Linked DNA regions of Mus musculus: all the other regions are linked to region 1. The links are chromatin loops, found by intact Hi-C in ENCODE. Cell type or tissue: left cerebral cortex. All regions are shown on one strand.

What was found. A loop is a pair of places that touch in the nucleus more often than their neighbours do. Peaks named below come from ENCODE experiments on the same cell type or tissue, not always from the same donor. Only the 100,000 strongest peaks of a DNase experiment are listed, where the experiment ranks them.
Region 2: a loop joins it to region 1, with 4 times the contacts of the local background. A loop is called at or near these places in 11 of 42 quality-filtered maps.
Region 3: it touches region 1 in a loop (2.0-fold over the local background); 4 of 42 quality-filtered maps call a loop at or near these places.
Region 4: a loop joins it to region 1, with 2.3 times the contacts of the local background. A loop is called at or near these places in 3 of 42 quality-filtered maps.

The regions. Positions count from the first base shown.
Region 1 is chr1:97,973,015-97,981,014 of GRCm38, reverse strand. Pam (peptidylglycine alpha-amidating monooxygenase) reads left to right here. Exons shown (of 26, transcript NM_001357127.1): 2 at 3,756-4,158; 3 at 5,110-5,230. The coding sequence starts at 4,058. Among named protein-coding and RNA genes, the nearest start is that of Gm31771, 66 kb to the right of the region's middle. In left cerebral cortex, CTCF peaks have their summits at 2,588, 3,985 and 4,774; DNase peaks (open chromatin) are centred at 3,218, 3,868, 5,823, 5,929 and 2 more places; H3K4me3 peaks cover 3,890 bases; H3K27ac peaks cover 3,605 bases.
Region 2 is chr1:98,091,743-98,099,742 of GRCm38, reverse strand. It overlaps Pam (peptidylglycine alpha-amidating monooxygenase), which reads left to right and starts at 4,097. Exons shown (of 26, transcript NM_001357127.1): 1 at 4,097-4,258. In left cerebral cortex, no CTCF peak of the experiment used is centred here; DNase peaks (open chromatin) are centred at 3,635, 4,139, 4,480, 4,771 and 1 more place; H3K4me3 peaks cover 2,442 bases; H3K27ac peaks cover 2,108 bases.
Region 3 is chr1:97,869,264-97,877,263 of GRCm38, reverse strand. All of the region lies in intron 14 of Pam (peptidylglycine alpha-amidating monooxygenase), which reads left to right. Among named protein-coding and RNA genes, the nearest start is that of Gm31771, 38 kb to the left of the region's middle. In left cerebral cortex, CTCF peaks have their summits at 32 (motif pointing right) and 4,581 (motif pointing left); a DNase peak (open chromatin) is centred at 4,547; H3K27ac peaks cover 301 bases.
Region 4 is chr1:97,858,625-97,866,624 of GRCm38, reverse strand. Pam (peptidylglycine alpha-amidating monooxygenase) reads left to right here. Exons shown (of 26, transcript NM_001357127.1): 15 at 2,105-2,422. Among named protein-coding and RNA genes, the nearest start is that of Gm31771, 48 kb to the left of the region's middle. In left cerebral cortex, no CTCF peak of the experiment used is centred here; DNase peaks (open chromatin) are centred at 2,286 and 3,237; H3K27ac peaks cover 1,591 bases.

The sequences.
Region 1 (8,000 bases):
ATATGTATTTGGAGCAGCAATAATTGCGAGCATTTAGTACACACTTAGCCCTGTCCTTAGGAGATTAATTCACTTATTCCTGGAATAGCTCTTATGAAGTAGGTGGTGTGATCATTTCTGTCAGTGAAGAAATTAACGCATAGGAAGGCCGTGTACTCACTCCAGCAGATAGAGCTAGACACCCACCGGACAGTTTTCCTTCAGCTACTCAGTTGCCACAGTCTTCCCCATCTCTCATGGAGTATACTAATCCATGAACAAATGGTCAAAGTGCTTCTCTGAGTCTTTAACCAATTGCAGATTTCAGGGTTTCCTTTTATCTTTGTTAAATAAAAGCAGTGAAAGTGACCCCAGGTAGTTTTATGGTCCTCTGCTGCAGCCCCAACTTACTCCCTAATGATCGTCTTCCAGAATTAAAACCCATAAACTGGAAACCGTCCTTGCCTGGTGAAATTATGGATGTATAAACAGTATATGTGCTTTATATTGCAGATAAAATAGGGTGCCCGGGCTGGCTGTCTCTAGGAAACAGTCTTTATTACTGCATCTCAAACACATCATGTCCTCTTTCCCACCTGGGCTCCTTGGCTTCTGCTGTCTGCTATACCAGGCACGCTCAGGCTGTGCCTTCTGTTGAAGTTGCCATCTAACATTTCTTCTTGTTCATACCATCTTGAAGACACTTCCCTTTCTCAGATGTCTGAGGTGCTTTTATGGTCTTTTCTGAGACTAGTGCTTCCATCAGTTGTGTGAAGTTCTTACCTCCGAAGTAACTTACCTTCTCCTTTTAGTGTTAGTCATATGAACAAACCCAAACACAGATCATAGTGTTTTGTGCATTATACAAAATTAAGTAGTTTTGAATGAATAAAAGCATTGTCATGGTAACATATAATGTGAATTTTAAACATCTTGAGAGAAAAAAACTGGAATCCTCTATATCCTACATTAATAAGGATAATAAAATAAAAATGAAGTGGTAGTGGTTAAACATATTTATTATAGTATTATAATGTGTATCGCATCTTTGAAAGATTTAAGAACCATAGTTCGCTTTCAGTTCTATAGTAAAAGGTATTGTATTTATGGTTACAAATACCACCTGGGCTTCTGCCCACAGCTTCTCTTCTCTTCTCTTTAAGTGGATGCTTTAGGGACATCAAAGGTAATAAAAGCAATCAAAGAGTTCAGTGGAATTTTATTTCCAAGGTTAGTACTAAAGGGTGTGCTCCAGTTACAGAATTTTAACAATAAGTTTGTTTTCGAGTATTTTGTTTAAGGCCAAGCCTCCTTGCAGCTCAAGCAAGGACTGTCCTTGAACCCTGTTCTGAATGGAACAGAATTCCTTTCCTAATATATACACTTTTCAAAAGAGAATTTCAGGGAATGTTCTCCATTGTCACTGGACAGGACTGTACTTGTTTGGGCACTAAGACACTGGTGTAGCCTTCAACATTAATGTCCCCATCCCCAGGAGGCCTTTTCCTTTACCCAGAATAAGGACATCTCAAGGTTTTTGTTGCTGATTTCAAACAGGGAGCCAAAGGCAAAAGTTCAAACAAACATTAACAGTCTTCTAAAAACACCATTGCTTATGCAGATCACCTGTGGTCCTTGGGTGCTGGCGAGCCTCAAGCATCCCTGAAGTAGTTGAACATTAAATTTTTGTTTATATATTTGGTGTGTGGTATTTAACTTAGATAGTGCTGGCCATGATGAATATCATTCAGTTTACAATTCATGTTTATTTATGTTCTTGGTTTTTACACACACACACACACACACACACGGCATAAGCTTCACTATACCATGAGTTATAGAGGGAAATTTGGAAGCTAACATATTATTGAGGAAAATGTTTAAATTATTGAACTATCATTCATTTTTTGTACTAGCAATTGACCTTAGAGCCCCTTCCTTGCTAAGCATAAACTGTACCATAAAGTAACTGTCCCCAGCTCCTGACTTTTGTTATTTACTGTTATTCATCAAATCAACTGATTTGATATTCTTTGGGCCATATTTATAAATATGGATTAAGCATTTAGAACTCTATTTTATAGAAGTTATTTTCACAATGTACCTGAAATATTTTAAATTAATGCCAACTATCATTTTCAGATTTAATTCCTAATCTGAAAAATGTTCAGCTCAACAGACAAGTCTATGTTTGATTATTTAGAGTTTAGCCTATTGAAGTCCTAGGATTTAGCTTAGTTGAGCTGTATGTGGAATGTCACATATTCTGTGTGGCTTCTGCAGACAACAGAGGGAAGTTTCCCCTAAGCCTGAAGGAGTTCACATTGAGTATATTGACAAAGATTAGCCCAGGGAAAAATCATACAAACTTAAACACTTGGGGAAGAGGGGAAAGCACAGTATAGTGGACAAAGATAGGATTGTGACTCTCCCACTAGCCAGAAATATTCATAAACACGCCACTTTTTTTCTGTAAGGGAGGTGGTGTTTGCAAAATATAGACTGCACATTTTTATTGGCTTTAATTAAGGCTCCAGAAAATCACCTCCCAGAAAAATCACCCCTTTGGTATTTGTGTGTGCCTGGGCTATGTTCTGGTCATGGGAACCTGTCCAGTAGGGGTGCATTTCTGTTTTCCATACTGAGATAGTAGGGTTTCAGGCTGAGCGTGGAAGACAGCTGTGTTCCCTTCTGCAGCTGAATATTCGTATTGGAGAAACACAATGCTTGTGTAGAGAGGAGGAAGAAACATAAGAGGACCCTGATTTAGCACCTTCTTTTAAAGGTTGTTAATTTCCTTTTCATAAAACTATTCAACTTAACAAATCTGCCATAGTTTTGAGGTATCCTTCCCTGAGCCCTCATCTCTCTTATTCATATTAATATGAAGTTCTTGACCATAGTCTTTCTAGATATACTTCATTTGGAGGATGGCTGAGACCCTTCCCACTCCTCTCCCACCTTTTTCTAATTCTCTTACTAGTTTCTAAACTTTATGTAGGATAGGATATCTTTGGGGATACATACCACAACAGGAAGAAATTATTGATTTGTATATTAGATGCCAGATTTTTAATGGGCCTTTGCAAGGCGCGTTTGTTAACTGTAGGGTTTTAATTTGTTTTAAAGTAATGCTGAGAACTTGGGCAATTGCTTATGTAGAGATGTCTGTGCAGGCAGAAGGTATCTCTCTCTACCCCTTCTCCTCTGTAGCCCCGCTGTGCTTGTACATGGGATGCCTTTGTTCTCATATTTTCTGCCCGATTATCGTGGTCTCTAAGTGCTTTGTCTTCGCCTCTCTGGTTTATTCCTTGTGCCTTAGTCAATGATTTGAGTGAATAACTTTGTTTACATTGAACGGAGATCTGGAGCATGGCTTTCTTTTTGATGAGATGAGAGAGTGATAAAGAAACCCGGAGAAGTGGACTAGATAGAAAAGGAAGGCAGGGTGAAGAACCAGGTAAAAATCGGAACAGTAAAATAAAAAAAAAAAAAAACAAAAAAACAAAAAAACAAAAAAACAAAAAACAAAAACAAACCCTGAGTGGGTGGAGGGGAGGAAGAGCAAGCTAAGGCAGGACAGGGGCTTTGCTCAGGGTCTGTGAAGTCACTGGGGCTTGTCGCTGGGGTGGAGAGAGATCAACAGACCAGCATTTTCCCCAGGCTTGGGCGCAAGCTTGTGAAACTCCTCGTGTATTAAGGAACCTCAGCTGGGATTTGCTGAGGACAAATGCTGTAATGTGTTAGTCATCCATTATCGGCTTCTATTTTTGCAGGTTCCGAATGATGACTGACGCGGGTCTGCGCGATAGCCCTCACAGCCCCTGGCGTTGTGAGCGATAAGGACCCTGCTCATCCAGCCCTGTGGCTGCACCGGCTCCCGGACGCTCTGGAGGGCGGGCGGCTCCCGCGGGCGGGCGGAGCGGACTCCAGCGCCGCTTCCCACGCGTCCGGAGCGGACGGAGCGGACCTGGCTGGCCGCGCATCGCCCTCGCCTGGGGCCATGAAGTAGCTGCGGCCGCCAGCCTTGCCCTCCCGCTGGCCCGGCCACTGCCCGCTGCCCCGGTCCTGCGCGGACATGGCCGGACGCGCCCGCAGCCGCCTGCTGCTGCTGCTGGGGCTGCTCGCCTTGCAGAGCAGCTGCCTGGCCTTCAGAAGCCCACTTTCTGTCTTTAAGAGGTGCGTGTTTGGCTTGTTTGTTTTCTTTAGACTGGAGGAAGGACGTTGGGGTGGGTTCTGTGCATGCTCCTTAGAAATGTAGTCACTTGAAGTAACCTGGTTCTTGGAAGAAAAAAAAAAACTCTACAAGGCTGATTTTTTTCTACCCAAAACGTCTTCCAATTTTAGCTCAGTAACTTCTCCTGAAGTGCCCCTTGCATTTAAAGCCCACTCAATCGTCCTATAGCCAAGCTGCTACCCTGGCTTTCGGAACTCCAATTAGAAGTTGTGATTTCCAGAACTAATCGCTCCCTCTTGGAGAAATATTTCAGAAACTGCAATATAGTTGTTTAGACTTGAATGCCTTCCTATATGTAACAGCTGGAGGAATAAAATATCAAGATAGATCGGTGGTGGGGAGAAGATCATTGGCTGTAATAGCTCACTAGGAAATATCGAGCTGTATACACGCACCTCGTAATTACCATATGAAATATTTATGTACTTGTACGTTTGTAATTCACATCGCAGTCTTTATTTCGCCCTCATATAATTAACTGTACCTAGCAAGGCTGTGCTTAGGGTTTTCTGTTGTTTATTTCCGATTAGTAATGTTGGACGCTCATAGTTGACAAAATGCCACGGGGTTACAGTTCACAGTCTTGCCACTAGAAAACTAGCACGGATGTGAGGATGATAACGTCTTCATTAAGTAGAAATAAATATGGAAGTATAAGCTTTTATTGGGTCGAACTTTATACCCTGCTTAGTTCTTTTGGCTTTATTTTGCTTACAAATTGGTTATAAGTTGTTCATAGACAATAACATGATTCTGGGAGTTAGGATTGTTACAGAGCCATTACATCTTATAGTTTTTATTAGATCTATATTATTAATCCTTAAACTTAAGGACATAGGCTTTATTTCTGTCCTCCCTATTATGTTCAAGGATGTTCAAATTATCTCCTTAAGGTTTAAAGAAACTACCAGATCATTTTCCAATGAATGCCTTGGTACCACCAGACCCATCACTCCTATTGATTCTTCGGATTTTACACTGGATATTCGCATGCCTGGGGTCACACCTAAAGAGGTGCGTGGAATTCTGTCCTTTTATTTTTCACCTGTTCTGCGCAATGTCTAGAATTAAAGGTAAAGCAAGGCATTTGCGTGTATAGCTGTGGTAACTTCTTTGCTTTCAGACTTTCCAGGTGAGGCTGGAGTCCTGTCAAATGGGTAAGACTTCAAGGGAAAATATTCAGTTAAATTAGGCTTATGAAAAGATTACCCACTTTGTTATTTGTGACTCAAACAGAAACTTTAAAAAAATCTATGTTTTGAGACTCTCTATGGAGAAATGTCCTCTGTAATACAGCGCCTAAATGTGCGTTACGATAAGGCAAAGTGTTCTAATGAAGGGAATAACGCTGAGCAGCTGCATCCACCAGATTACTGTGTCTTTAAAAGATGCTTCCAAAGCCGCCACCGTTAAGGTAGAAAATCTTGCTTAATACCAAGAACTTGAAAAATAAAACATTCCACGGTCTGGAAAGTTAAGGGAACTATTCGCACAGGTGGCAGAACGAATTTTCTAGAGCTCTCTTTTGAAGAGATAACAGCAGTGCTCACACAGACGTGTCGCAGAGCATGTGAAGTCGAACAAGGTTGCTAGGCACCCCATGTCTTAGCACACACAAGAAGCTAACAGTGCCACTGCCGTGTGTGTACAAGGTGTTTCATTAAGCATGAAAGGCCAGAATTAATTACGCTCTGCAGCCTGGCAGTGCGGGGATTTATGTATGTCATTAAAAGATAGCCCTGTGCTTTTTGAAGGGCTGTGGACGGTGGGAGGCCTGGATGTGGGAGAGCTGACAGATGACTCAGTCTTACAGATAATGCACGATTTGATTTCCTCTTTTTCCCCTGTACCACTGGGAAAATAAAAGTATTCTATTTGTTGAGGAAAAACGACTTTTGAAATGGACAACCAGAAGCTCTAGGAAATACATAGGCCTCTTACGTCAGGGTAATACCTGACAGTATTTGAAGACCTGAGTATGATTATCTGTAACTACTGTAGAGCTGTGAAGGACATGGCCCACACTGTCTCTGCATGACCACATCACCAGACAGATACCTCTTCTGTACATTTTATTTCTGTCCTGGCCCTGAGTTTTGTAATCACCTTGTTTAGTATTTAACAACGACACTAAAACCGGAGCACGAAGGCCATAGTCCCCAACCCAAGAAATTAGCTGTTTGTTTGTTCTCAGTTTTAAAATGTGGTTTTAAACTGTATTTATTTAAACTTAGCTGCTGCTTCTTTTTATACAAAATAATCACTAATTGGTCATCTGTCTTCCTTCCTCTCTTTCCTCCTTTCTCTTTCTTTTTCTCTTTCTCTCTCTTTCTTTCTTTCTCTCTTTCTTTTTCTTTCTCTCTCTCTCTTTCTCTTTCTTTCTTTCTTTCTCTCTCTTTCTTTCTTTCTTTTTTTCTTTCTTTCTTTGATTGTTTCCCTCTATATACTGTGAGCTACCCCAAACCTCCTGGTACTCTTCCTGTCTCGATCTCCTCGTTGCATGAGAGACAGGAATGAGTAAGAATGCCCAGCTTCTGTCTAAAACAGTCTAAAAGACAACTTGTCTTATATCACGTTTCCCACAAGAACATCATCGTTTTAATCAAATAGTCAATTAGAGCTATTTGAAAATATTCCTTTATTCTTATTATTGAGTAACAATAGTAGACAATTCTGTCTCAACCACTACTCTCAGAAAGAGTAACCAGAAGAGTTAATTTAAAAAAAAAAGTGTGGGAGAGCTTCGTTTTCATAAATTAAATCTTTATTCAATTTTAGAATCTTACGTGGAAAGAAAGCATGCAGGGCTTAAACTGCTGGCTGTTTGTCTTGCACTGCAGGCCCAGGACTTTGGCTCGTGTGGTGGCCATTTGTTGGTTGCCTTGCAGCTGAATCATTCTCCTCTTTGCTCTTTCTCTATAAGACCATGTGGTTCCCAGGAGTCAACTCAAGAGGGGGCATAAACCAACCAGGACTAGCAGATGGCTGGATCTGGCTTCCCTACCATGGTGATTGGTTGCAAAAAAGATATGTGTATTAGAGTAGTCCAATCAACTATTAGGACTTTTGCTAAGAATGTATCTTTCTCTTGTATAAGTGGCAAGCATGGAGCCCTGGTGTAACTAGCCTTATGGGAATGGTGTACCTAGAATAGTATAACAGAACACATTGTAGAGAGGCTGACCCAGTGGATGTTCCCGGTGATCTCAGTCTTGTTGGCACCATTGCTTATGTTAGCCTAGTTCATTCACGCTGGGTTGAGGTTGGTCTTGCTTGCAACTGCGACTTGCGATTGGATGGGGGGATTCAGGTGCTCTGAAACAGTTTTGACCTGGTTAGAATGTTTCAGTACATTCCCTCAGCACCCTTGACCTGCTTCCCCGCTGACCTACAGATGATGCACCTTGTAAGCATTCATGAAACATGACAGGCTGCCCATGACGGCCAGATAGAAAACCTCTCTCCTCCTCACCGTGGCACTCTTGATAAGGTGGTCGAAGAGGTGTGAGACTGTAGGTATGTTTGTGTGTGTGTGTGTGTGTGTGTGTGTGTGTGTGTGTGGAAGAAAGCAACCACTTTTGCCTCACAATGTGGCTAAACCTAGAGCTCACACAGACAAGGGTCAGCAGAAAGGAGATGGAAGAGGAAGATAGAATGAAGAATGTTAGGATGAAGAAAGTAAAGGGAGAGGGAGAGTGGGGGCTGAGTGAGACAGGTACAAGCCTTAAAAGGGAAATGAAATGATGGAGAATAGGAATAAATGGGGGAAATATAGAATACCTGG
Region 2 (8,000 bases), 120 kb before region 1:
GTGTTTTCTTCCTCTCAATAACTGCATTCTGTGATATTAGAAAGACCGGTTTCTGGGGGATGGGGGATGTATGAATCATAATTAGGCCCTCTAAGTGTCAACCACAGCCTGAGTAGGGAACACCTGTGGAGCAGAGAATTAAAAATGAATGATGCCCTTTGTACCATAATGATAATACATTCTGCTCTCTGGGAAGCTATTAAAATATTCTTCTTTAGAATTTTTTTCAAGTCTATTTTAAAGCGACACAAGAGAAGGTAATACAGGGTATTCAGGAAGGCTCTGTGTACTTAACCTGGCAGAGCTTTCTACAAAATATTTTGTTATTTTATTTATGTGTGCATCCTACAGTGAAAGTGGGAAGGCCCTGGAGTGTATCAGAGCGGGGGGAAAAAAAGCAGAAGCACAGGCAACCCGTTTACATTGCATGGAGGCAGCCTAGCTCAGCTTAACTATGTCTTATTATATTTTTTGATTTGGGGGGGGCTGTTTGATGCATACATTTCATAAATGTCTAATCTCATTTAAATGACCATTTACATCTGTGAAATACACTTTGTGCCCTTGTTCTTCTGCATACTCTTGGAGCCCAGGAGTGTGGTGATTCCTTTGTTTTTTCAAAGGAAATTCGATGTGCACATTCTCCTTACAAGGGTTAGTAGAGTAAGACAGGGAAGCGATCTTAGTGATTCTACTTAATGAGGAAAAAACCCTTCCCCTATGTGTACACTGATGGGAATTGCACAAGTACAGCAGGAAGGGGTTTGCTGTTCCACGCTCAGAGTTTCTTTTCTTAACACCATGAAATTAAGAACGTGCCAGTGTGGAGCTGCATACCCCTGATCTCTTTCAAATAAGCAGTGTAGTATATTATTTCCTTTATGTTCTTTTACAGCTCATGCAGGGAAAGATAATTGAGTCCTTGACAGATGTCTATATTTCAGAGGGAAATTTATTTGTGAAAGAACAAACATGTATTACTTTTAACACAGGGCTATTCATTATGTGGGCCACAAGGTGCCTTTCGATGACTTGTAAATTGAAATTAATATTTTCTCTTGCCGTCCTAAATATGCATAAGCAATTTTGACTGGTTGATGCAACCAACTCAAAGCTCATTCTTGGATTTCCATGTAGCTTTCTGCTCTTGATCAAGACTGGGCACTCTTAGGTCATATGTGAAGTGCAGAATAAGAAAGCATTTATATTTCCTTCTTTTTCCAGAGAAGCTCATGGACCTGCACATTCCGCAGTATTTGCAGAATAAGTACTCTCTACCGCACCCATCCTCGCAAGGAAGTGTCTCTTAGATGTGGCCCAACAGAAGGGAAACAGCAAAGATTCTCCACGAATTCATCTTTACTCATGTGTGCTTAGAATGTCTACCTTTACTTGAGTGTGCTCAGAACGTCTATCTTCCAAACCAAACACGGGTGTTGTACAGATGAGATGCTCCTAACAATTTTGTATGAGGTGGGTCAGCTTGGAGAACTGCGCAAGCAACAATCACATGATGGCAGATTGAGAAAACAATTGGGAGCTTTACAGGGAAATGTGTACCTCCATCTGCTCCACAGCACTGCCTATGAACATGCTGCTCTCCATAAATTATGCCTCACGTTCTTAGCTGTTGGCTGGCTGCACATCTTTTGCACCATGACTACGCATAGCATTATAGAATTAAACTGATAGCATACAGTACCAGAAAGGACCTTAATTTAATGTTATCCCTGTAGGGGATGACTTTTTCAGTGGTAGGAGAAGGCTTTGTTATGGTTTGCTTCTAATTATTGCTGCCTACATACAAATTGGCATGCCCTAAAGCCACAACTCCTGAAGCTCTCTGGCTGCAGGCTTGAGGTGGCTTCCCTAGAGGGCTGATGAGTCTTTTGTCAAATTGACAGCAACTAGAGTCACCTGGGAAGTGGGACCCTCAAATTAGGAATTACCCTCATCAGATTGGCCTCTGGAGTCATTGTCTTGATGTATTCCTGACTGTGGGAAAGCTTGGCCCACCAAGGGTGGTGCCACTCCTAGGCAAATGGCTCCAAACTGACTAAGAAAACAAGCTGAGCAAGCTATTAAAAAAAAAAAATCCAGGAAACAGCATTCCTCTGTGATGGTCTTTGCTTCTGTTCCTGCCTCTAGGTTCTTGGCTGAGCTTCTGCCTAGTCCCTCAGAGATGGACAGTTTCCTGAAAGTGTATGCTGAACAAACCCTTTCCTCCCAAGTTGACTATTGTGTGTGTTTTATCACGGCAACAGAACACCCAAACCAAACTAGGACACCAGAACTGAGTTTGCATTCTGAAACCCTAAACTGTCCACCAGGAGCTTGAGGGTATGAGACAAGAGTATAGTTAGACATTTTAACGATCTCTCTCTCTCTCTCTCTCTCTCTCTCTCTCTCTCTCTCTCTCTCTTTCACACACACACACACACACACACACACACACACACACACACACACACACACCTGTGAACAAGAAATTTTCTTGGGATCAGAAGGTATTGTATTAAAAAAAAAAAAAAGTCCACTACAGCCTGAGAACACTAAATCAAGTTTTCTTCTCTCACAAAAAATTAACCATTTGTTTATTTGTTTGTATTGGAGAAGGCACATATATCTATGAATGTGCATACAGAGAGCACAGAAGAGTGGCTATCTCAATGACACCTTGCTTCAAAAAGGGTTTTAAGAGCTTGTTTCATTTAGACCAGGGTAAAGAAATGACTTAGGAGCAATGCCAAAGATCAGCCCTAGTGTGTGTCGCCCTCATCAGTAAACTGAATCTGTTTCTGACGTCTTTTTATGACATTTAGTTTCTACAAAGAATTTCTTATCTCTACCTGAGAACCTAGGGTCAAAGGCTTTCCCTGGAATTTGGGTTGAGAAATAAAAGCTCAGACTGGCCTGGTCAACCTGATTTATCTCTGGCTCACCACTGCTGCCTGATAAGCTGTGATAGTCACTGAAGTAGTTTCCCTATGGAGAAATGGATTTTCTTTCTGGGAATTCCCCTGTGGCTTGAGAGCATAGCCTCCTTCACCCTAGCTCCCCCTTTCCACTGCATTTTCTTCATCTCATTCCAGGGACTTCTTCCACATCTTCAGTGACCTTCTTCCAATATCCCCCAATCCTGCCAAACAGAACTTCATAGATGGAGGCAGAGAGGAGCTCCTTGAAAAGACCAGCACTTGGTTGCAGAGCCACAGTAGCACAGGGATCTGCTGCGACAATAAGATTAAATAAAAGATATGGTGGAACTCTGGAGAAAGAAGCAGAGGACTTTGCACAGCAAGGGCACCATGAATACTCCAAAAGTCACTACACAAGGGGAGATTTAAATACCTGTTTCTATTAAAAGCTCTTCAATTGTGTGTGTGTGTGCGTGGGGGGGGGGGTGTGCAGATAGTAACGCGCAGTGACCAAACCTCTACCACACAACACTTCTGGCTTTTACTCATCCTGTCCTATTTCTCTTGCTTTAGGGCGATGCCGGGATGGGACTGGTCTGGTTGTCTTGTGTGCCAAAGCTGAGTGCTCCTCAGAAGCAGAAAGGGACAGCAGGTGGAGGTGGGAAGTCAGGAAAGGCAAACCTCTGGTCTTGGGGTTCTGGCCAGGAAACCGCATGCAACCTGTGTGTGGTTCGAATTCAGGGACCTGGCTGCAGGAGGTGACTTCGAATGGAATTACACCTCAGCTAAGGGTTCGAAACCAGCATCTTCTCTCCGGGTGCAGACCACCTGGCAGAGCCCCAGCCCAAAGGGCGCTGAGGAGGAAGGAGGTCCCTCACCCCCTCGGGAAGCAGCCCCCTATCCAACTCAGATCTCGTCCTCTACCTCTTTCCACGCAGCTGGCGCGGTCACCGCGCGGGGCTGGCCAGAAAGGACCCGGGACTCCGCCGCGTCCCAGAGACTATCGGGCCCTGGCCTTCTCCACGCTCCCCAGAGACCTTGGGACAGTGGCCACCCTCCGACCCGCCCGGGACTCCAAGCACCCGCCGCGCGCTCCCCGGGAGCGGGGAAGCCAAAGCCGGGCTCTGAGGGCTGGAGGCGGAGCCGAGGCGGGAGCCGCCCCGGGGGAGGGAGCGGGCGGTCCCGGAGCCCAGCGCGCGGCCCGGGAAGGAAGGAGGCCAGCAGCGGCCGCGGCCGCGTGCTCAGCCTGTCCCCGCCCTGGGACCCGGAGCCTCCAACTAACTCCGCCCGCCGCCCGCGGGCTCCCGCTTCCGTCCCGGGAAGAGCCTGCGGCCGCGCAGGTTAGTGTGGCCGGCGCCGGGCGCGGCGGGGAGAGGGTCGGGCGCGGGGCGGGGCGCGGAAGTTGGGCAGAGGCGGGGCGGGGAGCGGGCTGCTGGTCCCTTGGCTTCCTGGCGCAGGGACCCGGTGGGTTTCCTCCGGCGCGGCCGGGGTCCTGGCATCCGGCGTCCGAGCCTTCCTGGCATTCCCAAGTGCTGGGGTTGTCAGCACCACCGCGTTCTTCACCGGTGCTGTGCCCACTGTGGCACTTTAACTGCGCCCTCGCCTTTCTGGGCGCGTTTGTTCATTCGCCTTGGGTTTTTTGTGCCCCCCTTTTGGACAACTCTAAGTGGCGGTTGCGAAGCCCCGCGGGACCCCGAGTGGATCCTTAGGACTAGTTTGAGCGTTAGTAGGGGCCGCGCAGATTGACAGCTACGGACGTGGAATACCGACTGAGGCGCTTGAAGTGCTGGCAAGTGCCTGGAAGCATGGAAATTCCCCATCCTCATCGCCAGCCCAGCTCTGCTGTCTCCCCGCGGTTTTCTGCCAGCTTTAGAGTGTGTGTAATCCTCCAGGGAAGGGTGATTGCTCTGTCAGGCAGGATGGACAGTACCCACTACTTCCTATATTCACTAAATCTGGTTGGGTCACCTCATCTGTGTGGCCTTGGTACTCTCTTCCATCAGAATCTTTGTTGACCTGGACAAATACGCGTTGTTCTGTTGGCTGCTTAGAGCTTGCTGGGACGATTTTAGAGGGCTGTGTGGTGGTTTTGAGCCAAAGTCTTAGGCTGAAGCTCTGTGCTAGTGGGTCCCTGACCTGAGTTTGGTCCTAAAGCTGAGATTTGGTGACTTAAAGATGAATTTGGCCTGGAGCTCTTTAAGTCTGAGAGGGACAGCACCGCATTTTCTGGAACTGGTTAACAGAGCTGAAACTGTCCTTTATCCAGCAAACCCTATGTCTAAGCTATGGATCTCTGTTCCCATGGTTATAGAAATTCAACTACCATGAAGATCCTACTGGCCCCAGTCTTAGAGACAAGAACTTTTGCTTCAGATGTTTTGTTGTCTCTACAGTCTTGTTTCCATCCTACAAGTAAAATTAATTTGGGGGGGGGGGGACCTTCTTCTTTGTAAAGTGAATTCAGAAACTTAGTTGATAATCACAGACACAAGAGACATCGTTTAATGTCTTCTAACTACCTTATAAGGAAAACCGCCAAGAAAATCAGCTTTATACTCTGTATTAAATGGCTAAGGCCTGTCATTCTTATAGCCTAAATTTAATAGACATTTTCATGAGTCCCTGTATTATGCAATGCAAGTCTGCTGGGTGCTTTATAGAGCAAGACATGGAATATATTTCTTGCCCTTAAGGGCTTTCTAAACTAATTTAGTGACACCTATATCTTTATATGGACATCAAACATATTCTAACAGCAATACGTGGCTTGTAGAAAGTGTCAAGAAAGCTGTATATAAGCCCTTGTAGGTCATAATTTTGTGAGGCTGCCTCACAGAATGGAGTAAATACCAGGTTCACTAAGAATGTACTTTCTAAAACTAATGTCTCAAATGCCCAGGTTTCATCAAATAGACGCACATTTGGAAATAACTATTTTAGAGCAAAAGCAGCCAGTAAGACAGTGGTCCTAATGCCGGGACCCTTTAATATAGTTTCTCACATTGTGGTGACCCCAACCATAGAATTATTTTTTCTTTATAAGTTCATAACTGTGATTTTGCTAATGTTTTGAATTATAATGTGAATATCAATATTTTCCCAATGAGCTTACCCTCAAGGGGTCTCGACCCACAGGTTGAGAACCCTCACTTAAACACTGTATTATGTGGTAATCAAATACTGAAAAGCTACCATAATTTTATCCAAAACTTCAATTAACTGGGTAACCACGTTGATGTTTTTCTCCTCCTCTTGGGAAGGAAATTATAATGCCTAGAAAAATAACTAGAGAGTGGAAAATTTTGTTTTTATGAACATAACTTAAAATAACTTTATTATATTAATTTATTTATAGGGGGAGGCACAGGCACACATAGGAAATCAGAGAACATATTGTGGTAGCTAGCTCACTACTTCCTCCATGTCAGCTTAAGGTCTCACACTCAGGTTTCACACTTGGTGACAAGTACCTTTACCCACTGAGCCATCTTACCCACTTGCAAATATACAGTTTTCAATAGAGTAACACTTTAATATTGTATTAGATACTTGTCTGATGCTGTGATAAAACACCATGATCAAAAGCAATTTATAGAAGACAGAATCCCTTAACCTAAACATTTTGTAATTTTCCCAGACAGTAGCAATATTGTTCAAATACTGGGTTCAAATATTGAATCTATGGGGACATTTGTTATCCAGGACACCACAGGCACAAATGTCTGATGAACACTGGATTGGCTTTGCAAGTCTCACTTAAGTTAAATGAAACTTGTTTATTTGTTTGTTAGCCACGACAACAACAATTAAAATAATAATAATAATAATAATAATAATAAAATAATAATCACTCTGAATGCTCTTGAACTTTAAAAAGGTGAAGGATTGACTTGAGCTCTTTCTTTCCAAGTAAGTTGTATTTTATAAAATGCGATGACACCAATTCTTTCCCTAGTTCAAAGAAAAGTTAATTTACCTGCTGGCTGGGTGGAGTTTCATAAGCTACATGCATTCCTGTGGAACTTTTGAGAATTGATTAGACCTGCACAATAAGGCCTGGCAGGCTGAAGGGCAGGCTGAGGAGTGTGCTGTTAACTTTACAGCCGCACTTATAGCTCAGTAGGTTCGTTATCTCGTTTATAACGTGAGATTAAAGATTCTTATCATTGCCTTGGAAACTGTGTGGTTTGATGAAACGGCCATGAATATCAGACTCTTGATTCTTCACTTTAACTCCTTTAGGCTGCAAGAGCTAATTGTTAAAACTACATAAAAATAGCTCAAACAGTTAGGCTATGAATAAAGTGTTCTTGCCTTTATGTGCAATCAAGTCTACTTGGGGAAACTTGAATAGTCTATTGTCTCTTTATTAGGTCTTTTGTTGTTTTTGTTTTGTTTTGTTTTGAAGATGGAGACACTGTTTAGTCCAGACTAGGTTGGCACCTGGTATATAGATGAGGCTAACCTCGAACTCGTGATCCTCCTAATCTCAGCCTACTGAATGCTGATTATAGACCTGTTATTAATTAGGTATTTTCTTCATTTACATTTCCAATGCTATCCCAAAAGTCCCCCAGGCCCCCTCCACTCTCCTACCCACCCACTTCCACTTCTTGGCCCTGGCATTCCCCCGTACTGAGGCATATAAAGTTTGCAAGACCAAGGGGCCTCTCTTCCCAATGATGACCAACTAGACCATCTTCTGATACATATGCAGCCAGAGACACGAGCTCCGGGGGGTACTGGTTAGTTCATATTGTTGTTCCACCTATAGGGTTGCAGACCCCTTCAGCTCCTTGGGTACTTTCTCTAGCTCCTCCATTGGGGGCCCTGTGATCCATCCAATAGCTGACTGTGAGCATCCACTTTTGTGTTTGCCAGGCCCCCGCATAGCCTTATAAGAGAGCTATATCAGGGTCCTTTCAGCAAAATCTTGCTGGTATATGCAATGGTGTCAGCGTTTGGAGGTTGATTATGGGATGGATCCCCGGGTATGGCAGTCTCTAGATGGTCCATCCTTTTCATCTCAGCTCCAACCCTTGTCTCTGTAACTCCTTCCATGGGTGTTTTGTTCCCTGTTCC
Region 3 (8,000 bases), 100 kb after region 1:
TAGAAATGCTCTATCTGTACACCTGCTTACCAGTAGAGGGCACCAGATCACATTATAGATGGTTGTGAGCCACCATGTGGTTGCTGGGAATTGAACTCAGGACCTCTGGAAGAGCAGATAGTGCTCTTAACCACTGAACTGTGTCTCCAGCCCAAAAAGAGTAATTTTGATTGGAGACTGGAAGTTTTTTATAGAAAGGGACCCATGGCCACTACAGGCAAGAGAAAGGACCCTGGATCCAATACAATGAACAGTGTAGATGATGTGTTTATTAGTTTTGTTACTGTAACAAAATGCCCTAAGATATGTAACTCTATTTTTAAAAGAAGGTTATTTTGCTTACATTCTGGCTGCAAGGTAGCCTCCATCTGCTGCTAATGAACTTTTTTTTTCTATAGAATTCTGAGATGTTATAGGGTAATCTGACAAAATTTCAAACTTATTAACAGTTAACAAAAAAGGAAAAAAAATGTTTGACCTTAAACATTGAGGAGACAGAAATCTATCCAATCCTTGATAGAATGGAACTCAGTTAAGACTTAAAGTGCTTAACTTCCTATCAGTTGGGCATGATAGAATTGCCTTTAGCTTCCACACCTAGAATGAGGGAAATAATAATAGCTATGTCACAGGGATGAAATGTGTTAAAAATATGAGGCTGTCAGCAAAGTTATAAGGTCCTGCTAACCATAAATGCAGTGGCTACTGCTACACGGGTTATAAGCTATTTGTAAGATTGTTATCTGTTAGCCTCAAACATCGTAACAAACAGCTTCCCTATGATTGTCCACAGCTCTCCTAGCATAAATATTAATGACATGCTCTACCTTTCCCAAAGTATCCCATCTGGGGAAATTAATTATGTGGTTACCTTAGCAGAGCGTCCCAGAATAGAACTAGAGAAAACCACTCAGAAATGCACGGGTTGATGGAGGTGAAGAGCAGGTATCTGTGGACCGTAATGCAGAGACTCTAATGCAGTGAAGCTCTGTCAGTCACAAGCCAGCTAGAGTGGAAGGTTCAGCATCGTGATAGGTTTCAAGTCCAGACCAGGATTGAAAGGCAAGGGAGCAACCCTCCTCTCAGCATAACGACCAGAGGATCATGGGAATTCCTGATGAGTACTTCCAGTCAGGAAGCAAAAGATGTTCATAAACAGTGTAATTTGGAATTTGTGCTCACTAAAGAGAGAAGGGAAAGTTCAGTGTTTTGGATTGAGAGAACGATTATGGAAAAAATATAAAAATGGAAAAAAGAAAAATAATTCAATTTTAGAGATGTTATGTTTCTAATATCAGGGAAAACACCATCAAAATAGAAATTCTCAGAATATGGGATTTTTTTAAAGATATCAAAAAGTGTGTGTGTGTGTGTGTGTGTGTGTGTGTGTGTGTGTGTGTGCATATATGTGTGCATGTGTGTGCAGGAATATGTCCACGAGTGCAGGTGCTTTTAGAGGTCAGAAGAAGTCAGATTCCCCTGGCACTGGCTTTACAGGCATGTGTGAGCATCCCAGTGTGGTGCTGAGAACTGAACTGAGCTTGTCTGGAGGAACAGTGTTCCCTCTTGTATGCTGAGCATTCTCTCTAGCCCCCCAGAATACAGTTTTATAAAGGAGTCTGGTACTAGCAAAACTGCAGAGCTAGGTGTGATTTTCCCAGAGATAAGAGCTTTAGCAGCAAATGACCAAGACCACTGGGTATGAGAGGGAAATGTCTAGTATAGACTTTGGGATGTGACAACATTCTCATATGTTGTGCAGACAGACGAAAAACTGAAAGCAAAGATGACTGGAGGAAATTTGTATAGAACATCATGAAAAGAGTTTCCAATAAATTGCTACCTGCCTGCCACTAACAAGCCACAGTGATGCATTTCCTGTCTTTGAACTCTTGATTGGCTCTTGCAAAAGTCACACAGTGGTGGAGTAGGAACTGAATATGTCTGCCTGCACCTAAGCAAGGGAAGTGGGCAGGAGTAAGGACATATAAGAGAGGTCCTTTACATCCATGTGGTGCATACTGGATATTTATTGTCATTTAGTTAGAAGTAAGAACAACTCAAACATGGCTCAGGTATAGTAGCCACATGACAAAGGCTCATTAGCCCTGGGTAGGTAGAGGCTCTAGTGTTGACCATTGCAGTTGTACCACATTGTCATTATCATGAAGTTCCTTTGGGTTATGCTGGAATGTTTTGTAGAAGTAGAAAGGTGTAAGTGTGTGAGGGTTAGGAGTCTGGGGAATATAGCCAATGGGCTCTTAAGGAAGTGTGGCTCCACCCATCACAAGCAAGGCAGCAGAGGGAGAGCAAATTCAACACCATGTGTCAGAAGGGGAGCACTACCCAGTTTCTTCCCATAAGCACTCAAACCTTCAGTGAGTATGTTTATAGCCTAGAAGGATAGGCAGAGGTAGCCATCCAGTACACTTGAGTAGGCATAGTTGCCTCTTCATGTGGATTTTAAAAGACATGTGGATCAATGGAATAGAAGACCCAGAAGCAACCTGTATTCTTTAGGGTTTTACTGCTGTGAACAGACACCATGACCAAGGCAAGTCTTATAAAGGACAACTTTTAATTGGGTCTGGCTTACAGGTTCAGAGGTTCAGTCCACTATCATCAAAGTGGAAGTATGGCAGTATCCAGGCAGGCATGGTGCAGAGAGAGCTGAGAGTTCTGCATCTTCATCTGAAGGCTGCTAGTGGTAGACTCGTTTCTAGGAAGCTAGGACAGGGTCTTAAAGCCCAAGCCCACAGTGACACACCTACTCCAACAAGGCTACACCTCCAAATAGTGCCACTTCCTAGGCTAAGCATGTGCAAACCATCACACAACCCAAGAGTAAAACAAACTACCTATAAATATTTAAATGCTTTTAATCTATGTCTTGAAAGCTTTATATGTGTATACAATCTACTTTAGCATATTTCCTCCAGTTTCTTTCATCTCACTTCCTTTGGACCCCTTCTTTTTTTCCACCTCACCCTCCATTACTCATGATTTTTTGAAAGAGCCACTGAATCTTATTAGAGTTGTTGACATGGCCATAGGTGTGGTGTTACTAGCTGGAACATGGCCACCATAGCAATGGCTACATCACTGAAGAATGAAATCGCCTCCTCCCTCTGCCCCTATGCCAGTAACTGCCAATAGATTTTCATCTATAGATGGGAACCTCATGAGCCCTCCCCAACAAGGTCAACAGTTAGGGTTCAATCTTGGGCAGTAGCCACAGCTGCTCTGAGTTCATGAATGCAGTGGTCATGACCAGGAGATCCTTCCCATTTCAAGCAGCCCTCCCCAGTCTCTGGCTCTCATATTCCATCTTTTTTCTCTTCGGTAATGACCTTTGAATCATTGAGCATGTGTTACAGATGACTCATTTATGGAGAACACTCAGCAGTCACAATTATCAGCCTTTTAGCCAGTTGTGAGTCTCTGCATTAACCACTGCCCTCTGAAGGCATCACTGACCTGTGAGTGTGGATATGTCCTTGCTCCGTCAGCAGCCTGCATACCACCTTCTGCTCCACCCACCATCTCACCACACCTCTCCACATAGGGATCCTAGATTCACCACCAACTCCACCAGTTCCCAGTGCCCAAGGAGGATTCCTGGCACTCTGAAAGCTAGTGCCAGCTCAGTGACAGCTTGATTGTTCTATGCCACATAATAAAAGTGAATAGTGTCTTCAACAATAGGTGAACAACCAAGATCAGGGCAAGAGCATCTATTGCTTTGGAGGGCTTCTGAAAATCTGCCTGACCAACAGTTCATGGGAATGTATCTCTTACCCTGTTCTAGGATTTTTGTTTAGTAATCTATGTCTTCTGGGAGCAGCAGCATCTGCCCATGTGTGGTATCTCATTTCAAGCACCTTTAAAATTTATGCTTCTTAGTTTACAAAGTACTGAATTTCTATACAGCCTTTCCATGTGTCCTTAGTTTTGATTAGCCCTCCCCATCAATGTTTGCCCTCCTTCTATCTCCCCAGCCCTATCCCCTCTTAAACAGCCACCTTTTTACACAAGGGTGTCAAAAAAGATGCATCAAAGCCTCTTTAATAAATGGTGTTGGGAAATCTGCTAATATGTAAAAATCAAACTAGACCCATTTTCTTATTCAAATCAATTGAAAGTGGATCAACATGAGAAATTCTGAAAATGGCAAAGGAAAGCTTAAGGGAAACACTTCAGTGTTTAGATAAAGGCCACGGCATTCTGCAAAGGACTCCAGCAGCTAGAGAGGAAATAGCAGTCACTGACGATTGGGGTTATGTTAAACAGCATCTGCAAAATAAAATAAAATAAAATAAAATCTGCAGAGTAGAAAAGTATGAACAATAGGAGAAAATTGTCCCAGCCAATTTCTTCTGTTTATATCCTGTCCCTTCTAACATGCTCATCAGACCTATTTCCCAAGTTGAGATCTTAACATGTCTAAGAGAAATGGCTACCGTTTCAAGATCCCATCTATCCAGGAGCAGCCCAGAGAGGGGGAGAGAAAGAGAAAGGAAGAGAGCAATTGACTGATCAAGGTCTTTCATAACGATTTGGGAGATAGTGAGACAGCCATCTAGTGGTCTCTGGAGCTGTATTTTCACAGTTCAGTGAGGCCAGTGTGCAACCAAGCCTATCATGTTGCTTTAACATTTTGCCTTCCTAACCGGACGATGATTTTAAATGACTAGTTCAACAGAACGGCAGCATTCTGCATTTGGTATCTTAGGACAGCTTTTAGACTCTGGTGAGGCTGAAGGTCTGTGCAAAGTACTCAGTCTCTTCCTCCTGATGTCATTGATTCTGATTTGAAATTATGCGTTCTATCTGTTCTTGAAATAACATTGTATTTTATTTTCTATGTGAAGTGTCCCATTGCAGGAGCACAATGAACTGTTTATACTTTGTGAGACAAAAGACTTTAGCTGAAACAGATTAACTTCTTCTGGAAGGCAGAGAGTGTCTGTGACCTAACCAGTTTGGTTGAGTCATTGTTTGCTTTGTTTCCGTTAAAGAAATTGCCCCATTGTTTAGTAACTGTTTTCTGGTTGAAAATTTCACCTGGGATAGGTTGATTTCATGGGTAAGAATTGCAAACCTACTTTGAATTGTTGAGCCAAGATTATTTGTAACTATGTCAAATGTGTTTGCCTAAGTTTGGAAAGACTTTGTATCCCCTTTTTTTTTTTTTTTTCTTTCCATTTTTTATTAGGTATTTAGCTCATTTACATTTCCAATGCTATACCAAAAGTCCCCCATACCCACCCACCCCCACTCCCCTACCCGCCCACTCCCCCTTTTTGGCCCTGGCGTTCCCCTGTTCTGGGGCATATAAAGTTTGTGTGTCCAAAGGGCCTCTCTTTCCAGTGATGGCCGACTAGGCCATCTTTTGATACATATGCAGCTAGAGTCAAGAGCTCCGGGGTACTGGTTATTTCTTAATGTTGATCCACCTATAGGGTTGCAGATCCCTTTAGCTCCTTGGGTACTTTCTCTAGCTCCTCCATTGGGAGCCCTGTGATCCATCCATTAGCTGACTGTGGGCATCCACTTCTGTGTTTGCTAGGCCCCGGCATAGTCTCACAAGAGACAGCTACATCTGGGTCCTTTCGATAAAATCTTGCTAGTGTATACAATGGTGTCAGCGTTTGGATGCTGATTATGGGGTGGATCCCTGGATAAGGCAGTCTCTACATGGTCCACCCTTTAATCTCAGCTCCAAACTTTGTCTCTGTAACTCCTTCCAAGGGTGTTTTGTTCCCACTTCTAAGGAGGGGCATAGTGTCCACACTTCAGTCTTCATTTTTCTTGAGTTTCATGTGTTTAGGAAATTGTATCTTATATCTTGGGTATCCTAGGTTTTGGGCTAATATCCACTTATCAGTGAGTACATATTGTGTGAGTTCCTTTGTGAATGTGTTACCTCACTCAGGATGATGCCCTCCAGGTCCATCCATTTGGCTAGGAATTTCATAAATTCATTCTTTTTAATAGCTGAGTAGTACTCCATTGTGTAGATGTACCACATTTTCTGTATCCATTCCTCTGTTGAGGGGCATCTGGGTTCTTTCCAGCTTCTGGCTATTATAAATAATGCTGCTATGAACATAGTGGAGCATGTGTCCTTCCTACCAGTTGGGGCATCTTCTGGATATATGCCCAGGAGAGGTATTGCTGGATCCTCCGGTAGTACTATGTCCAATTTTCTGAGGAACCGCCAGACGGATTTCCAGAGTGGTTGTACAAGCCTGCAATCCCACCAACAATGGAGGAGTGTTCCTCTTTCTCCACATCCTCACCAGCATCTGCTGTCACCTGAATTTTTGATCTTAGACATTCTGACTGGTGTGAGGTGGAATCTTAGGGTTGTTTTGATTTGCATTTCCCTGATGATTAAGGATGTTGAACATTTTTTCAGGTGCTTCTCTGCCATTCGGTATTCCTCAGGTGAGAATTCTTTGTTCAGTTCTGAGCCCCATTTTTTAATGGGGTTGTTTGATTTTCTGAAGTCCACCTTCTTGAGTTCTTTATATATGTTGGATATTAGTCCCCTATCTGATTTAGGATAGGTAAAGATCCTTTCCCAATCTGTTGGTGGTCTCTTTGTCTTATTGACGGTGTCTTTTGCCTTGCAGAAACTTTGGAGTTTCATTAGGTCCCATTTGTCAATTCTCGATCTTACAGCACAAGCCATTGCTGTTCTGTTCAGGAATTTTTCCCCTGTGCCCATATCTTCAAGGCTTTTCCCCACTTTCTCCTCTATAAGTTTCAGTGTCTCTGGTTTTATGTGAAGTTCTTTGATCCATTTAGATTTGACCTTAGTACAAGGAGATAAGTATGGATCGATTCGCATTCTTCTACATGATAACGACCAGTTGTGCCAGCACCATTTGTTGAAAATGCTGTCTTTCTTCCACTGGATGGTTTTAGCTCCCTTGTCGAAGATCAAGTGACCATAGGTGTGTGGGTTCATTTCTGGGTCTTCAATTCTATTCCATTGGTCTACTTGTCTGTCTCTATACCAGTACCATGCAGTTTTTACCACAATTGCTCTGTAGTAAAGCTTTAGGTCCGGCATGGTGATTCCACCAGAGGTTCTTTTATCCTTGAGAAGAGTTTTTGCTATCCTAGGTTTTTTGTTATTCCAGATGAATTTGCAAATTGCTCCTTCTAATTCATTGAAGAATTGAGTTGGAATTTTGATGGGGATTGCATTGAATCTGTAGATTGCTTTTGGCAAGATAGCCATTTTTACAATATTGATCCTGCCAATCCATGAGCATGGGAGATCTTTCCATCTTCTGAGATCTTCTTTAATTTCTTTCTTCAGAGACTTGAAGTTTTTATCATACAGATCTTTCACTTCCTTAGAGTCACACCGAGATATTTTATATTATTTGTGACTATTGAGAAGGGTGTTGTTTCCCTAATTTCTTTCTCAGCCTGTTTATTCTTTGTGTAGAGAAAGGCCATTGACTTGTTTGAGTTAATTTTATATCCAGCTACTTCACCGAAGCTGTTTATCAGGTTTAGGAGTTCTCTGGTGGAATTTTTAGGGTCACTTATATATACTATCATATCATCTGCAAAAAGTGATATTTTGACTTCCTCCTTTCCAATTTGTATCCCCTTGATCTCCTTTTGTTGTCGAATTGCTCTGGCTAATACTTCAAGTACTATGTTGAAAAGGTAGGGAGAAAGTGGGCAGCCTTGTCTAGTCCCTGATTTTAGTGGGATTGCTTCCAGCTTCTCTCCATTTACTTTGATGTTGGCTACTGGTTTGCTGTAGATTGCTTTTATCATGTTTAGGTATGGGCCTTGAATTCCTGATCTTTCCAGAACTTTTATCATGAATGGGTGTTGGATCTTGTCAAATGCTTTTTCTGCATCCAACGAGATGATCATGTGGTTTTTGTCTTTGAGTTTGTTTATATAGTGGATTACATTGATGGATTTTCGTATATTAAACCATCCCTGCATTCCTGGAATAAAACCTA
Region 4 (8,000 bases), 110 kb after region 1:
AAGGACTTGTAACTCTTTAGCAGTGTTCTCCTGTATTTCTTTAAGTGATTTATTAAAGTCCTTCTTGATGTCCTCTACCATCATCATGAGATATGCTTTTAAATCTAGGTCTAGGTTTTCGGGTGTGTTGGGGTGCCCTGGACTGGGCGAAGTGGGAGTACTGGGTTCTGGTGATGGTGAGTGGTCTTGGTTCCTGTTAGTAGGATTCCTACGTTTACCTTTCGCCATCTGGTAATCTCTGGAGTTAGTAGTTATAGTTGACTCTGTTTAGAGATTGTTCTTCTGGTGATTCTGTTACCGTCTCTCAGCAGACCTGGGAGACAGATTCTCTCCTCTGAGTTTCAGTGCTCAGAGCACTCTCTGCTGGCAAGCTCTCTTACAGGGAAGGTGCGCAGATATCTTGTTTTTGGACCTCCTCCTGGTCGAAGAAGAAGGCCCAAAACAGGGCCTCTCTCAGAAGCTGTGTTGCTTTGGCAGTTCCCAGAAGCTGTCAGCTTCTGTGGTGCAGACTCTCACCTGTGCAGACTAAAATCCTAAGTTCTAGGGAGTCCTGGAACCAAGATGGTGACCGCTGCTCCTGAGTCTGAGGCCGTCTCCCGAGCCAGGCGGACACCTGTCCTCTGGTCCGGATGGTGGCCGGTTATCTGCGGCCCGCCCAGGCTGCTGCCTCAGCGGCTCTGTGCTTCCGCCCGTCCCAGAAGCTGTCCGGTTCTCTGGTGCACCCTCTAACCTGTTCAGACTAATTTCCTAGGTCCCGCGGAGTCCCGGAACCCAGATGGCGACCGCTGCTGCTGAGGCTGAGGTCGCCTCCCAAGCCAGGCGGACACCTGTCCTCTGGTCCGGATGGTGGCCGGTTGTCTGCGGCCCGCCCAGGCTGCTGCCTCAGCGGCTCTGTGCTTCTGCCCGTTCCAGAAGCTGTCCGGTTCTCTCCTTTGTATCCCCTTGCACAAATGTCTTAAAAATACATTCTTCAGTGGCTTGCATCATAGCTAAACCATTAATGACTCTTTATCTTCTCCAGGCCATGAAGAAGGTTTATAAATGTTAGCAGTGATGCTGGAGACATAATTGAACATAACTAATCAGAATCTAAAATCAGGGTTTCCTAGTAGCCAAGCTGTAGAGTAAGTTAAGAACAGGAAGACCTGGAGTTGCCAGGGATCTACATGGGTTATTTTCTGTTCTGAGCAGACATCATGGGTTTGACCACATAAATGATGATAACTAAAGCATTGTATGAGCTTTCATTAGATATTGTATCTAACCACTGTTTTTATATGGTTTGCTTTCATAAAATCAAAGTGTGTTCTTTAATATAGTCATAGAAAACATTCAGTGCTGACTCAACTAATGATTCTCAACATTATTTTTCTTTTATGATCTTTGTTTCTCACTGTTTTAAAAGGGATTATTATATCAAAAACAATTCTTCTGGAGGTTCTTCACTTCTTGCTTGAGATGAGCAATTGGAACTAATTGGAACTACTTATGTTACTGCTAGGGAAACTATAAGACCGACGTCCCAGTTGCCCCCCCCCCACACACACACACACATAGATATATATGTGTGTGTGTGTGTCTGATAGTGATTGTTTCACATATATTACTGAAAAATATTTGATGTCCTGTAGCTTATGAATTAATAGATTTTTAGCAAATTTAAATCATTTGGTTGTGGTGTTAGCTTTCTCTAGTGCATCTGTGGCTATCTTATTGATAGATTCCTAAATTCTTAATTTCCTTATCAGTTCATTTAATCTGTGAAAGCCAATGTTTAAAATATGTCATGTACTCACAAGTGAATTATTTTGTTTTATTTCTATGAATCTGCCAATGGTCACAGTGTGGGAAATGGCAGGAAGAAGATGGTATACAAATGAAATGTAAAAATATGCTTCCAGTGTTGGACCCCCTCTCCCCTTCTCTCTGTCCCTTCCTCTGTCCCTCACATCCCTCCGTCCCTCCTATACATGAAAGTGTGAGAACAACCTTGCTTCTCACTCACTGTCACAATCAAGACTCGATATTTCTAAGGCACCAGGTTTTGTAAATGTTATGGTTTTATAAACACTGTGTGTCTTTATTTCTCTCCCCCCCCCCACAGGTGATTTCTATTCACTACTTTCCAAGCTGCTAGGAGAAAGGGAAGATGTTGTTCATGTGCACAAATATAATCCTACAGAAAAGACAGAATCTGGGTCAGACCTGGTAGCTGAGATTGCAAACGTAGTCCAGAAAAAGGACCTTGGTCGGTCTGACGCCAGAGAGGGAGCGGAGCATGAGGAAGGGGGTAATGCTATCCTGGTCAGAGACAGGATCCACAAATTCCACAGGCTAGAGTCAACCTTGAGGCCAGCTGAGAGCAGAGCTCTATCCTTCCAGCAGCCTGGTGAAGGTCCTTGGGAACCAGAACTCGCAGGAGGTGCGTTCAGGGTTTCTTTTATGCAATAAAGTGTGAACCACTGCGATCCACATTAGCAAAATCTGAAGGGAATAAAAATTAATAGGTATCAAAACTAACCAATAGAAAAAACTTATTGGAACAAGTATGACTTAGATTTGCGTTGTCCCATACCACGTTTTGTTTTGAAAAGATTTTTTCTTTTATTTTTGTGTTGGTCCAGTACTATATAAAGTCAACATTTATTTAGTGAGTCAATTCAAAGTAGGACCACACTTGAGTCATTTCGGAAAGAATGATATGTGAAATTCAGAGTAATAAATCAACATTTTCCTTTGGCTCAATGGGAAGAAATTGAAATTTCCAAAGGTCACCTATAAATACCATTGTAGATAGTGCATACACTATCTTCTCCAGTAATTAATGTCCTTCCAGAGGAATCAAATACTCTCAACATTTATACCCAACTGACTTATAAAATAAAACCATTTTTGTGACTGATTCCTTAAGTTCCTTTATCAGACGTTGTCTTAATTGAAACTTGAGTATACATTTCTGAAAGGAATCTCCAGTAAGTCAATAATTATCAGATTTATCTTTATTTCTAGCCAGAATTGGCTTCCATAATTAGAGAACAATACCTTATTCCCTTCAGGTTTCTGTACCAGCATGCGATAGCTGCCTCATCTTTGTCTTTAACGGTGCTGTGGCCTCTGTGATATTGACTGTCTTTTGTGTGACTTGCTAATGTGGAGAGCCGAATAAGACAGCATGTGGAGAGCGTCTCTAAAACAGTAACAGATATATGCGTGCATGGCAGATGTCCACGCGTGGGCTTGGACGGCACGGGCTGCCAGCTTGATGTTTTCAAATTCAGCTTTGCAGGAAGCCATGAATTATTCAACACCCAGCTGATTTTTATTTATAATTGAAAAAAAGAATTAGCATGCAGCGCCTTTGCTCACATGGAAGTTTCAAGTATTTTCCATGGGGACTGGCCTAATGGTCTGAATGAGATGTTAAGTGGAGCCTTCACTTTTAACTCCTCATATTTTAACAGGCTCAAACTGGTTCCAATTTTGTCCAATAAAACTGTTTCTCAAGAGGTGATCCTGGGACTCTTCTTGCTTGCAAATTACCTAAAGTGTTGAAGGAAAACCTAACTTCTGCTTCCTGTCAAAGAACAAGTGAACTGGTATCTGGGGTTACAGTGACAGTTGTGCAGTTTCGTGTGTCTCTACCCATCTCGTAACACACGACAGTTCTGTGTGATCCTCTGTGTTAAGAATACAGATATGAAAAAGGCCAAAGGTCTCCTGCCAAGTGCAAGTCTGTTCACACACAACACAGTAGAACTGTAGCACTCGATAGTCTATCACTTAGCTTTTCATTCCTGATTTTGAGAAACCCTGGACACTTTTTATCATCATGTGTGGCAACGGACAAAACATCATTCAGGTGCTGGAAAAATGTTTTAGTGGTTAAAAGCAAATATTACCCTTGCAAAGGACCTGGGCTGGATTCTAAGCACACACATTACCTGTAACTCCAGGGCCAGGTGATCCTATCCCCTCTTCTGGTCTCTGCAGGTACCAGGCACACATCCAGTGTCTATAAATACACACAGGCCATCATGTATACATATTTTAAAAGAACAGTGTGTATTTCTGAAGTCTTACTTTTTCTAAGAATGACATCCTCAAAGGTAGAAAGTACCTTTTTTCCCCCTGCATCATTTGCTATTCCCAGAACTAGTCATGAGACAGAGCTCAGAAGAAATTTCCTCTGAAGATCTCACGGGGGAAGTCTTTCTTCCTCTCATAAATGTGGGTAAATGTCACTACATTTAACGAGTCGTTGACTGTTAGGCAGCACAGATCCCAACTGGTGAAAGAGCTCTATGTGCCTTTTCTTTCTGAATTGACGTGGTTTTATGTTATTTCACCATTCTAACTCCAAAATTGTTAAAACCGAGGACAAAATAGTAAAATTCAGACGTGTTGAGGCTAGTTGTAAACACCCTTTTCCTAGTCCTCTCCCACTTGCTATTATAGGATGCACCAGGCAATAACAAAGTTTGTTCAGGTGGCATTTCATTGTATCAGGCACAGGAAGCTGGAATCTGCAGCAGGCTTCCGTATTCCAAAAAGAGAGTAGGAAGTTTGCATATATAGCAACCTTATAACATTAGTATTATTCTAACTTATGCGCCCGTCTCTGAGATGGGCAAGTGGGATAAACAGGATAGATTAAGTGCTATTGTTTCTCTCCTGCCCTTTCTTTACTCCACGCAAAGCTGAGAGTGGCCCTAATGGTCCTAGAGGAATTAGCTGTCTTCTTTATGTGTCTAATTTGCTAGATGGGACTTTATTAGCTGCAAAGAAGAGAGTTACTTTTTATATGGCACTGGTGAAGCAAAGATGCAAGGCTATTTGGTCACTTAACATTATAGCACGGAGTCTTTTCAGATATCTTTAAGGCATGTTAATTGTCAGAAGAAACTGAAGCCAAGAGAAGTTAACCTATTGAATGAGGTACTGCAGTCTAGATTTAAAAACTCGACTGTTATGATGTCCAACATGCACTGTCTAGTGCCTTAATTTCAATCAATTCCAGATTGGTTAAAGTTGCTTGCCTTGTTCATTGGAATTGTGGCCCCTCGCTGCTCAGAGACTGAAGGTGTCTTGTCTCCTCACAACCCTTGTCCTATGTCTCTAGTTTTTGCCTTCTGTACAACCTGTAACCGTGAGGTGGACAGCAACAGAAATCTATGTCTCCCATGCTTTCTATTCTGTTCTCCATATGTTGGAACTGTGATGTGGGGACAGATCCCACCCAGCTGACTTGATGGTTCAAAGGAGCATGAGTAGCAGACCAGCTCAACACTTTGTTATATGGTGTTAGGATGTCCTCTGGTTGGCCCGGGGATTTAAGAGTTTCTAAACAATACCATTTATGGATGTTTAACTTTGCCAGGATTGAACTTGGTTCTGCATCCTGGTGTCTGCCTTCATGCTGGATTTTCTACTTCGTTGGGGGTCGGATGTCAGTGATCCTAGCCTTCTTCAGAACAGGATTTCTGTGCTGTGTGATCTCTGTGTCAGGAACACACACTCACTATAACTTACCCCGTCCCAAAAACCTGCATTTGCCCCAAGTAAGATTCTTTTTTAAAATTTATTTTTTTACTTTATTTTATTTATATAAGTACACCGTAGCTGTCTTCAGACAGACCAGAAGAGGGCATGGGATCCCATTACAAATGGTTGTGAGCCACCATATGGTTGCTGGGAATTGAACTCAGGACCTCTGGAAGAGCAATCACTACTCTTAACCACTGAGCCATCTTTCCAGCCCCCCAAGTAAGATTTGAAAGCTCCCTAACAAGGGCTGTATGATGGATCAGACTCAGCTATTGAAGTTGCCTGCCTGCCTTTAAAAGCTCCAGCCATTCCATTAATGCCTTGGCATTTTTTTTTCTTTTAATTCTCTAAGCTTTAGTGTTCTCATCTGTAGAGTGAGGATTACAATCCTTGTAGGGCTGACATGAGAGTCAGATGAGATTACACATGGGAAAAGTTGCACATCAAAAATGAGGAAAGTGTCAAATCATCAATATATTAGATTTAAAACCCCCGAAATTAAGTGAGCAAAGAATGAATATTGGTTTTATCATAACTTCTGAATATCCTTTTTCTTAGTGAGAATCATTGAACATTTTTATTTCTTGAGAATTTCATACATGAGTACAATGCATTGTGATCATATCTGAAACCCCTGCAACTTTTCACGTGCCCCCCATTCTTCCCAAATTCATGCCCTCCTCCTCTTCTATAGTGTGTGTGTTGTGTGTGTGTGTGTGTGTGTGTGTGTTTCTGGGTGACCTAGTAATTTAAATTATTGTTGCCCAAATGCGCATGGCTGGCCAATGGAGCAGAAGCAACTATCCCAGGACCCTTGTCCCTGGAGTAAACTGACTCAGCTTCCCTCAGGAGCTGTCAAGGGCCTTTAGCTCCTCAACTAGAAATGGGACCTCCCAAGCCCTCCCCTGATCATTCTGGAATATTGATTGCTACGGCTTGTGTGGCTGTAATGTAAACATCCATAGCTTTTATGAGGTCACAGGTTCAAAGGGCCAATCGTGTCTAGAAAATGTGATTTTTGTAACAGTCCCCTGGGTATTTTTTTAAGGAAGTTTATAAAATAGTAGGTTTCCCTAGTGGCCTTCTCAAACGGTCTTAGCATTACTTCTGCTCCTCCGTGCTCCCTCTGCTTTACCCCCTACACCCTTCTCTACGTAAGTCGCCCCCACACCCACCTCTACCATTTTTCCCTTTCTCCCTTAATAGCATGTTCGTTCCCCTCTCTGCAGTTCATTCTCTCCCCCCTTCCACCATTGTTCCTTTTTAATTTCCACATTTCCATATTAGTCTGAGGTATGCATTCCAGCCTGAAGATTCAGGGCTAAGGATCGGTAACTAGGAGAAAGCATACATTTGTCTTTGTTGGTCTAGGTTGCCTCATGTGGCCTATTTTCTTGGACTTTTAGATAGGAGCAGCGTTTTACACATTAGTGAATTATGAGTGTTTGGTAGTATCTTATGGTGAATTTGTGGATCTTCAAATCTTTGACCAATTTTGTTGATCTACATTGGTGTTTTATGAGCTACACGAATCACAGGATGAGCATATTGGGCTCAGTGACAGAGACAAGTTTTACACATTGGGACTTAATGTTGCTTGGTTTCTGTTATTCATTGTTTAATATCTGTACTAAGATAGAGGAGAAATACAATCTTAAGCTGCTTCTGGAAAGTTGGCTTGTTAAGCAACCAATGAAAATTTGCAGTTTGTTCTACCCAGCTTTAACTGGCAGATTTTATCACACTAGTATATGTTAGCATATGAAAAACTGGTCCAGCCATCAAAACCCTATGTATATTACAAAATAATGATGCATTTGATTGACATTTTTTATTCAATAGAAGAATCCAGAAGTCTTTATTCTTATGATTCATTGATTTTTTTATTGTTGTTGTTGATTGATAAAATCAACTTTCACTTAATCTTTGAGAGCATCCTTAATACAGATTCGTTCATATGCTTGTCTATGGTAAAGTTTTATAGAATTCCTAGGTTAAAACAAAGCATTTGGCTGGCCGAGTTTTCACCTTTGGAGTCGAGGAGATGATAACCACAGACAACAATTTAGTGCTTACTTTGAACAAGGCTCGGCATCATGGATGTGTTAATTCATTTGGTCCTCAAAACCACTAAGTTATAGTCACATCTTTGAGAGGCACAAACTAGGGCATGTGAAGGTTAAGTTATATCCTCAGGGCACCAACACTCTGAACCCAAGAATCCAAGTCATGGAGACCTGCTCCCAAGTCTTGCTTGCTAAGAGGTTTGTCAGTCTGTATCCCTCAAGAATATAATCTGACTGGATAGAAAGACTGATAGGCAGATGTTCCCCAGGTACCCTGTCATATCAGCCTACAGTTACAATAATCATAGTGTAGACTACTCTTCTCATATGTTCACTGTCTACTTAAACAGTTTGGCCACAATGAGAACCCTGCTTGCTTGCTCTGTCTGA